Regions from separate parts of the Homo sapiens genome. Here region 2 is linked to region 1. Evidence: read pairs that join two places in POLR2A ChIA-PET (ENCODE). Cell type or tissue: A673. All regions are shown on one strand. Each heading gives the region's core, and the rest is flanking DNA. Links, peaks and the distances in the headings are about the cores only.

Region 1 (5,384 bases), core at 304-5,303:
TTGTTTGCCCACCATCCCTAGCACCTCTCCTCTTTGGGCAGCAGTCATAGGGTGAGAGAGTTAATCTCAGCTCTAAGGCTGGGCCCTGAGGAATCTAAGTCACTCAGTGATAAGGTTTGGATCTGTGTCCCCACCCAAATGTCATGTGCAATTAGAGTCCCCAGTGTTGGAGGTGGAACCTGGTGGGAGGTGATTGCATCATGAGGGTTGATCCTTCATGAATGGTTTAGCACCATCCACTTGGTGCTATTCTCGTGATAGAGTTCTCACAAGATCTGGTTGTTTACAAATGTGTAGCATCTCCCTCCTTGCTCTCTCTTGCTCCCACTCTGGCAATGTGACATGCCTGCTCCCCCTTCACCTTCTGCCATGATCATAAGCTTCCTGAGCCCTCCCCAGAAGCCAAGCAGATGCCAGCATCATGCTTCCTGTGTAGCCTGTGCAACCATGGGCCAATTAAACCTCTTTTCTTTATAAATTACCCCCTCTCAGGTATTTCTTCATAGCAGTGAAAGAACAGGCTAATACCCATTAGGACCCACAAGCCGAACTCACTGGACACAGGGCATCCCAAGGTCGCTGGTCTTGGTTCATGTGTCTCTGCTCAGGCCATTGACAAGTGTGGAGAGGTTTTCAAAGAACTTCCGAGGAAGAAATGTTTATGCTCCTTTTTTTGTTTAAATTGAAATATAATTGATACATCATAATATGCACCCTGAGGATGGATAAAATTCAGTGGTTTTAGCATATTCACGAAATCGTGCAACTATCACCACTAACTAATTTCAGAACATTTCACCTCTCTCAAAAGAAACCTCATACCCTTGCTCCCTCCCTGTAGCCCCTGGCAACCATAAATGAATGTTTTCTTTTTCTCTCAATGAATTTGCCTATTCTGGATGTTTTATGTAAATGAAATCATATAATTTTTTTCTGTCTGGCTCCTTTTGCTTAGTATTATCTGTTCAAGGCTCATTCATCTTGTAGAATATTTTAATATTTCATTCTTTTTCACAGTAAAATAATATTCCATTATATGCATGTATTTTGTTTATCCATTCATTAGTTGATGGATACAGGGTTCGTTTTCACTTTTTGGCGATTATGCTGCCATGAACATTTGTGTCCAAGTATACATATGTTTTCAGTTCTCCTGGGTAGATACTTCGGTGTGAAATTGCTGGGACATTTGATAAATATATATTTAACTCTTTCAAGGCTGAGCACTGTGGCTCATGCCTGTAATCCCAGCATTTTGGGAGGCCGAGGCCGGGGGATCACTTGAGGCCAAGAGTTCAAGACCAGCCTGGCCAACATGGCAAAATCCTGTCTCTATTAAAAATACAAAAATCAGCCAGGCATGCCAGTAAACGCTTGTAGTCCCAGCTACTTGGGTGGCTGAGGCACGACAATCACCTGAACCCAGGAGGCGAAGGTTGCAGTGAGCTGAGATCATGCCACTGCACTCCAACCTGTCGCCTGGGTGACAGAGCAAGATGCTGTCTCAAACAAACAAACAACAAACAAAAAAAGAAAAAAAAGAAAAGAAAAAAAAAGAAAAAAGAAAAGAAAAAACCACTTAACTCTTTGAGAAACTGCCAGACTGTTTTTTCCAAGGCACTGCACCATTTTATATTCCCATCAGCAACATACAAGGGTTCTAATTTATCTGCATCCTCATCAAAACTTGTCATTGCTTGTCTTTTTTGAGTATCACTGTTCTAGTATGTGTGAAGTGGTGTCTCATTATGGTTTTAATTTGCATTTCCCTAATGACTAATGAGGCTGAACGTCTCTTTATGTGCTGTTGGCCATTTGTATATCTTCTTTGGAGAAATACCTATTCCATTTCTGTTTCATTAAAAATAATTTTTAATTAAAAAAATTTTAAATGTCTTATTTTTATTTACTTATTTACTTATTTTGAGACAGTGTCTTGCTCTGTCACCTATGCTGGAGTGTGGTGGCTCAAACCCATCTCACTGCAGCCTTGGCTTCCCCAGGCTTAGCCTCCTGAGTAGCTGGGACTACAGATATGTACCACCATGCCTGCCTAACTTTTTTGTAGAGACAGGGTTTCACTATGTCCCTCAGGCTGTTCTTGAACTCCTGGCTTCAAACAATCCTCCCATCTCAGCCTCCCAAAGTGCTGGGATTACAGGCATGAGCCACCACACCTGTTTTTTTTCATCTTTAAATTGTGCTATTTGTATTTTAATTGTTGAGTTTTGTAAATGTTTTTTATATATCCTGGATACCAGACTTTGATTAAATATATGATTTGTAAATATTTCCCCAAATTCTGTGAGTTGTCTGTTCATGCTCTTATTGGGGGTCAGAACATGGTACCCCAGATCATGACACCTTGGCATGCTGACTACTTTGAACTGAAGGATATTGGGAGAACTTGCCCCCAAAACAAAGTCTCTTTGACCTTCTCCCACCCTCTGTTCTCCCTCTCCCCTTTCTCTCCCAAGCTGAGTTATAGAAACTAGAATTTATCTGCCCAAAGCAAGCCATAAAACCTAGGAAGGTCATTCACTGACCTCCTACCTCCCCACCGTCCCCCCTGCACCCTGAAGATCCTTATGTGACCTGTGTTCTGCACATAATGGAAAAGGGGAATGTCTTATATTAATAGAAACACAGAAAGGAATGTGAACAAGCACGCCTTGCTAAGCTCCCACCACTACAAGTTTATTACCATTACATCACACCCCTTTCCTGTTTCTCTGCAACTGTTCACTTCTTCCATCAGACTCAGCACAAAAGCACAGTCTTCCCTGGGTCTTCAGGTCTTCACTTTGGAAGGCTCCCCTGTCACGTAAACCTTGGTTAAATAAATTTGTGATGCTTTTCTCTTGTTACTCTGTCTCTTGTTATAGGAGTATCTGCCATGACCCTTGTGATGGATGAGGAAAGGGTATTGGTTTTTTCCCCTACATTCTTTTGTTTTAGATGGAGTTTCGCTCTTGTTGCCCAGGCTGGAGTACAATGGCGCGATCTCGGCTCACTGCAACCTCCTCCTCCCGGGTTCAAGCGATTCTCCTACCTCAGCCTCCCAAGTAGCTGGGATTACACGCATGCACCACCACTCCCGGCTATTTTTTTTTTTTTTTGTATTTTTAGCAGAGAGGGGGTTTCTCCATGTTGGTCAGGCTGGTCTTGAACTCCCAACCTCAGGTGATCCGCCTGCCTCGGCCTCCCAAAGTTCTGGGATTACAGGCATGAGCCACCGAGCCTGGCCCTTCCCCTACACTCTTGAGAGAAATTTTGGAGGGGAAACCCTCTCTCCCTCTGGACATTGGTATAACTGAGGCCTGGAATGGCTGCAGACATCTTGCTCTAGGCCTTGAGGATGAGTCCAGAGAGTTGGAGGAACGTGGAGTTAAAACCACTGAATTGAGCCAATCCTCCAGAGAACATAGTGTCTTATCTCTAAACTCGCAGGCTCACAATCTAATGCATTTATGCATTGTTTAATTTTGGTGTTCAGTTACCTGCTGCTCAAAGTGTCCTAAATGTTCCAGTAACCAAACCCAGCCTGAGAGAGAGGAAGTCTTGACAATTTCCTTCTCAAATCAAACCATGGAGTTTGAGAATTAACCTTCAGCAATACCAACAGCAACATCTTGGACTTTATCCAAACATTAAAAGAGTTGTGAACAGTATCGCCTCAAAGACAGGGAAGCGGAGAGATAAAAACGACCTTCCAGAGGTAGTGGCTTATAGAAACTACTGTTGCTTTGTTAATTAAATGTTAGTTTAATAATCTTTTATATCTGCATTAATTTTTCTGAGATATCATCTATATTTTAATAGTCTTTGAGCAGATGAACAGGGGAAAGACTGAATAGATAATTTACCTCCCCAGTCAGGAAATCATTCTGATTAAATGGGTCCTGGAAAATCTCTACTTCCTCTCTTTTGGCACAGAGGAAGTGTTCAGCTGTTTTGTTTTCAAAAACCTCAAGGTATATCAGTTAACCAGCTGTCCTGGATGTGGTTTTGCTAGTTTGTGTATGGTTATTGAGTGATTTATCAACGGAAAAAGAAAGAATGAAAGAGAAAACACAAAAAGGCAAGGCATGGACAGACACGAACATAGCAAAGAGATCTACAGCCTCCATAGGTGAATTTCATTCTTGTTTAGAAAGTCTAGTGATGGTAGATGTCACTCAATGCCCACTTGATTTATTATTTTTTTCTTAAAAGAGAACTCCTTGCTTCAGGAATCAAAACACCAAACCAAAACTTTGTTCTGTGGCTCTCTCTCAGCCCATTTTCTCATAAAGATTTAGTAACAAGGATTAGGTATTGTGTTCCCAAAACCTTCCTCTTAGACAACATTGAGCCAGATTATCTAAATGCCTAACCTACCACCTGGGCAATAGAAAATCTGGGGGAAATGCATGAATCCTTAACGCAATGCACCACTCAATGAGTCTGACCCAGATGCTATAAAAAGCACATTTTCCTTGCAAAGTTAGTGGGTCACACATGAGTTGATCTGTGGATTGCACAGACCTTATATTTGATTTTGGGGGAGCTGATACCGGATTTTTCTGGTTAGTGCTGCTCTCAGCATTTTGCTAAGTAACACTGCACATTGGAGAGATGAGGAGCTTGCTCAGGGCCATGTAACGGGGGTCACCTCAGCAAACCAGCCAGAAACAGAGCGGGGACAGGGCAGAAGTGTTGGGCAGGACAGCTGTTTCAGGGCTCACTTAGCTCAATTCCCTGAGTTTACAACAGCCATCGCCATGTTTTGTAGAATGACCTCCCAGAACTTCCTGCTGTTTTTCTCTAGGCCTGAGCTTGGACAAGCCTTTAGTAAATGCTTGCTGTTGCATTTTATCAGCTCATGTCCTTTTAATTGAGTTACTAATTAATAAGAAAACATTTCTTACATCATCTACATATCTTCTGTGTGACTTTGTTCTGAGCTGTTGGAAATCCTTTTCTAGAGTGGCCTCCAACCACATTTGCTGAAACAGCTGCAACTAGCTGCATTATTCATTTCCCTCTCTTGCTTCATTCTTCTCCATGGCACTTACCACCACTTGATATATTATATATTAATCTGTTAATTGTTTATGTGCACACACGAATATATGCTGTAACAGTGAAGAAAATTGTTCATCTGCATGTTATTCCAAATGCCTAGAAAAGTGCCTTGCAAATAGTAGGTAGATAATAAAGTTTTTATGCAATTAATAATGTAATGAATTTTTATTAATTATATTATTTTAATGCATTTTGATTTGCTAATTCATGTGTTTAAAATACCATGCATACAGATTAAGAGCATGAGTTCTAGGCACAGACAGATTAATTAAATCCTCCTTCTTCCACTTATAAGCTGTGTGAACTTGGGCAATCCT
Region 2 (5,384 bases), core at 304-5,303, 50 kb before region 1:
GATAGTCTTCCTTTATGTCTCCAAATTCATTTCGCCAAAATAGAAGGAGATTCAGGGGCCCTTCAGTACTATTCAGATTCTACAGAATAGTAAAATATGAACTAGTAAAACTTGTGAATACATCTTCATGGATGTGGCACAGAATGAAGAACAACAACTGAACTGGCACAACAAGGCTGTTCCTTACACCAGGTTGCATTTTTACCTAGCTAGGCCCTATAGAAACAAGAATCCTATGAACAACATCAGAGCTACTGTTGCATAAAGATAGGAAGGGAAGAACTAACTACTACTGACTGCTTAATATGCGCTAGGTGCTGGGCTAGGTGGTTTCTACAGACTGATCATTTAATACAATTCTCCATTCTCCACATTTCTTCTCTTCTCCCTTTCCTTTCCTTTCCTTTTTCCTTTCCTTTTTCCTTTCCCCTTTCCTTTCCCCTTTCCTTTCCCCTTTCCTTTCCCTTCCTCTCCCGAGACAGGTCTCTCTCTGCCACTCAGGCTGGAATGCAGTGGTGAACAACTATCAAAACCTGCCACCTTTAACTACTCTGACCAGTTTCCACTATTTCAAAATGTGCGGCCTGAGCAACACGGCGAGGCCCCATCTCTACAAAAAAAATTTTAAAAATTAGCCAGGAATGCCGGGCGTGGTGGCTCACGCCTGTAATCCCAGCACTTTGAGAGGCCAAGGCGGGTGAAAAATGAGGTCAGGAGATTGAGACCATCCTGGCTAACACAGTGAAACCCCGTCTCTACTAAAAATACAAAAAAATAGCCAGGGGTGGTGGCGGGTGCCTGTAGTCCCAGCTACTCGGGAGGCTGAGGCTGGAGAATGGCATGATCCCCAGAGGTGGAGCTTGCAGCGAGCCAAGATCACGCCACTGCACTGCAGCCTGGGCGACAAAGTGAGACTCTGTCTCAAAAAAAAAAAAAAAAAAAAATTAGCCAGGTGTGGTGGCCATGCCTGCAGCCCTAGCTACTTAGGAAGCTGAGGCAGGAGGATCACCTGAGCCCCGAGGTCAAGGCTGCAGTGAGCTAGGATTGCACCAGTGCATTCCAGCCTGGGTGACACAGTGAGACCCTGTCTCAAAAAAGAAAGAAAAAAGTGCCCAGAAATGATTGTAACTTATAGATCATACCTTTTAAAGGAGTTTCTTCCACTTCCTTGTATTTTCCCCATTCCCAGCAGACAGGAACGTTGTTTGTGGTGTTGAATCAGCTTTGATAATGTAGATAAGAAACATAATTTATGGCATGGAAAAACCCAAGTCTGCAGATGACCACATGAAGTGGCCTACTTAAAAGTTCTCACATGAACTTTTAAGTGAGAGAGACATAAATTAAGGTATTTTATTTAAGCCACTCTTCTTTGATCTTACAGAAGCTAGACTAGTACTCTAATAAATGAACTTGTCAAAGATCACGCAGTAACAAGGAGCAGTCCTGACATATCCTTGCTTTCCAAGTTCTACTCTATCACCTCCCACCATACACCTTGACAAGGAGATGTACTTGCCAAAAAAAAAAAAAAAGAGAGAGTTATTTTGGCTCCCAATATTCTTATATATTCAGTTTAATAAATATCTGAAAATGAGAGTTCATTCTGTCAATTTTGTATCCTATAGAGTGGAGAACCAAAACTATGTTTCTTCCAATGTTTTAATACAATAAATCCCCATTATGCTAAATATTAAACTTTTTAGATTTGAGTTCTGCTTATGCACTGTTTTGAGGTTCTGACTCATATTTTTTCTTTCTCTCAATCTCTCTCTCTCTCTCTCTGTCTCTCTCTCTCTCCCTCTCTCTCTTTTTGAAACAGGGTCTCACTCTGTTGCTTAGGCTGGGGTGCAGTGGCACAATCATGGCTCACTGCAGCCTCAACCTCGTGGGTTCTCAAGTGACTCTCCCAGCTCAGCCTCCTGAGTAGCTGAGACTATAGGTGCACACCACCATACCCAGCTAATTTTGAAATTTTTTGTTGAGATGAGGTCTCACTATGTTGCCTAGGCTGGTCTTGAGCTCCTGGGCTCATGTGATTCTCCTGCCTCGGCTTTCCAAAGCGGGGAGATTACAGTCATGAGCCACCGTGCTCAGCCATGATTCATTTTCTGTGCCACACAATCTATCTGTGGGATATAAAATTTATTGGTTGTTTTCAAATGCAGTGTTCTCTGAGTATATTTTTCTTGTAACCTTATACATGTGATTACCATCATGCCATCTTTATATAACTCTTCCTATTCATACTAAAACCAGAAACATACACAGCTGATAAGGCTGGGTGCGGTGGCTCACGCCCGTAAGCCCAGCACTTTGGGAGGCCGAGGCAGGTGGATCATGAGGTCAGGAGTTCGAGACCAGCCTGGCCAACATAGTGAAACCCTGTCCCTACTAAAAATAAAAAAAATTAGCTGGGCATGGTGGCAGGCGCCTGTAATCCCAGCTACTCGGGAGGCTGAGGCAGGAGAATGGCTTGAACCCGGGAGGCGGAGGTTGCAGTGAACCGAGATTGCACCATTGCACTCCAGCCTGGGCGACAGAGCAAGACTCTGTCTCAAAAACAAACAAACAAACGAACAGAAACAAACAAACAAACAAAAAACACATACAGCTGATATTCAGCTAACAGCTACTGGTATAGTCATACAGATTGGAAATAAAATATTGAAATACTTCCATATTCGTTGGTGAACAGCCAACATCCTATGGCTTCCAAGGTCCCCAGATGTCCTTGTGCCTGTATGGTCCCTCTCTTAGATCTCTGAATCTACACAGCACTCAGAAACCAGCAAGGAGCCTCCAGCTCCATGACCTGAATTCTTTCTGATATTAATAAATATTAAAAATATTTAATATCATTTCTGGGAGCATATCTAGCCTGTGGCTTGCAAAGTAACTTTATGAGAATTTCTATAGCTAATCATTTCAATAATGCCTTTGAAAAAGCTATCAGTAAAAGATGCTATCCTTCTGATAGCTTTATGTCTTTTCAAAACCTTTATGTATAGCTTCATGACTTAAGGTAAACATTTGTAGTAGTTTTTTTTTTTTTTTTTTTTTTTTTTTTTGCGACAGAGTCTCACTGTGCTTCCCAGGCTGGAATGCAGTGGCATGATCTTGGCTCACTGCAACTTCTGCCTTCCAGGCTCAAGCGATTCTGGTGCCTCAGACTCCCAAGTAGCCAGAACTACAGGCGTGCACCAACACGCCCAGCTAATTTTTGTGTTTTTAGTAGAGATGGGGTTTCACCATGCTGGCCAGGCTGGTCTCGAACTCCTGATCTCAGGTGATCTGCCTGCCTTGGCCTCCCAAAGTGCTGGGATTACAGCTGTGAGCCACCGCGCCTGGCCCATTTGTAATATTCTTCCAAGGACTTTCCACTGAATCTCCACTAACCTCAGTACACACACACAATTATTAAGCAAACATAGTTATTTCCCTGCACTATGAGAAAATAGATTAAACATAAATCAAACCTACTTACTATAGTTTAACCATTTTTTTCCAAATAATTCTGTGTTCCCAGAATGAAAAGTGCCCTGTTTGTTTACATTGTGAAATCATCATCTCTTTAGCCAAGGTTCACACTTCATATAAGCCACACTTGTGCTGGTAATTATGGAGCAAAGCCCTATTTAAGCAAACAAAAATGTTTCTCTTTTCTGCTTTCTATTTTAATTTGTAAAGCTTTTGTTGTCAGCCACAGTGATCTTACTTGAAACATATGTTACAAAGTGTATGATGTAAAACATTTAGCAAACTATTTGACATATTCTTTACACAGGGAATGGTTAGCAATCATTATTGTTATTATCATCATTATTATTATATCTCTTAAGCACAAATCTCATACTGTTATCCTTCTGCTTAAGATCCTATGTGACTCTGTCACCCAGGCTGGAGTGCAGTGATGCGATCATAGCTCACTGCAGCCTGGAACTCCTTGGCTCAGGAGTTGACCCACCTCAGCCTCCCAAGTAGCTGGGACCATGGGCAGCATGAGAAGCCACCGTGCCGGGCGTCATTGCTTTTCTTAATACAGTTTGCAGTGTTCTTGGTGACCAGGTCTAGCTTCCTGTTCAGCCCTCTTCTCTCAGCACTCAACCGTGTGTCTCTCCTTTATCTTCCACTCATAGGAAACAACATTATTCCCCCTAAATAGGCCCTGTCTCTTTAATCTCTAGGCTTTTGTACATACTGTTTCCTTTGCTTGGACGTTCTTCATCTGCGTAATGCCTGTTCATCTATAAGGTCTCAATTTCAATGATGCTGCTTCCTTGCAAGTCTGCCTCTCGTCTACATTTATAACAGCCTGTGCTTAACAGCCCATGAACGTACCAAGCCTTATAAATGCATCATGCAGTTACTTGCCCATTTCCTAGATTACAGACTCTTCAGGTAAGGAAATGATGGTTATCTTTTCCCTGTTGAATCTTCATTTGGGCTTTCCATTAGTACAGTGATTGTTGAATAAATCAACATTTAAATCACGTAAATCAACGAACTTACATTTTCTCATAAGAACAATACATTCTTTCAGTTTGAGGAAGTTTACATATATCCAATAAGACTCAAACCAAAACAGAAATATGCAATTACTATGTGTAAATATATGAATGCCTCTTACATCTTTCTTTTCATTTCAGGGCCTACAAAATGGTGGAAAGGATATTTATTCAATCGTATTGAATTTTGAGGGCTGGAACAAAGACATGATTATAAATGTATGAAAGGCAAATAAACCTTGGGACACCAAAAATCACTGAGCTAAAGGGAAAATCAAGCTGGGAACTGCTTAGGACAAACCTGCTTCCGTTTCTTTTCAAAGTCATCCCTCTGCTCACTGAGATAAATGCATATCTAATTGCTTCCTTTGGAAAGGCTAATTAGAACCTCAAGATAATGCAAACACTTTTGTCTTATTTACCCTATGCCGTCCTGCCTTTGTTTTGAGTTGTCCCACCTTTCTGGACCTAACCAAGGTTCATCTTACATATGTTGATTGATGTCTGACATCTCCCTAAAATCTGTAAAACCAAGCTGTGCACTGACCACCTTGGGCACATATTGTCAGAACCTCCTGAGGCTGTGTCATAGGCATGTGTCCTTAGTCTTGGCAAAATAAACTTTCTTTCTTTTTTTTTTTTTTTTTTTTTTGAGACAGAGTCTTACTCTGTAGCCCAGGCTGCAGTGCAGTGGTGCAATCTCAGCTCCCTGCAACCTCTGCCTCCCAAGTTCAAGTGATTCTTGTGCCTGAGCCTCCCAAATAGCTGGGACTACAGGTGTGTACCACCACACCTGGCTAATGTTTTAATTTTTAGTAGAGGCGGGGTTTTGCCATGTTGGCCAGGCTGGTCTCGAGCTCCAGGTCTCAAGTGATC

What was found. Peaks named below come from ENCODE experiments on the same cell type or tissue, not always from the same donor. Only the 100,000 strongest peaks of a DNase experiment are listed, where the experiment ranks them.
Region 2: POLR2A ChIA-PET joins it to region 1 with 10 read pairs; 9 of 35 experiments call an interaction of 5 or more read pairs at or near these places.

Annotation. Positions count from the first base shown.
Region 1 is chr10:23,367,628-23,373,011 of GRCh38, reverse strand. No RefSeq gene overlaps it. Among named protein-coding and RNA genes, the nearest start is that of C10orf67, 26 kb to the right of the region's middle. In A673, for the core only: no CTCF peak of the experiment used is centred there; DNase peaks (open chromatin) are centred at 2,711, 3,581 and 3,951; H3K4me3 peaks cover 784 bases; H3K27ac peaks cover 3,031 bases.
Region 2 is chr10:23,418,008-23,423,391 of GRCh38, reverse strand. No RefSeq gene overlaps it. Among named protein-coding and RNA genes, the nearest start is that of OTUD1, 18 kb to the left of the region's middle. In A673, for the core only: no CTCF peak of the experiment used is centred there; no DNase peak of the experiment used is centred there.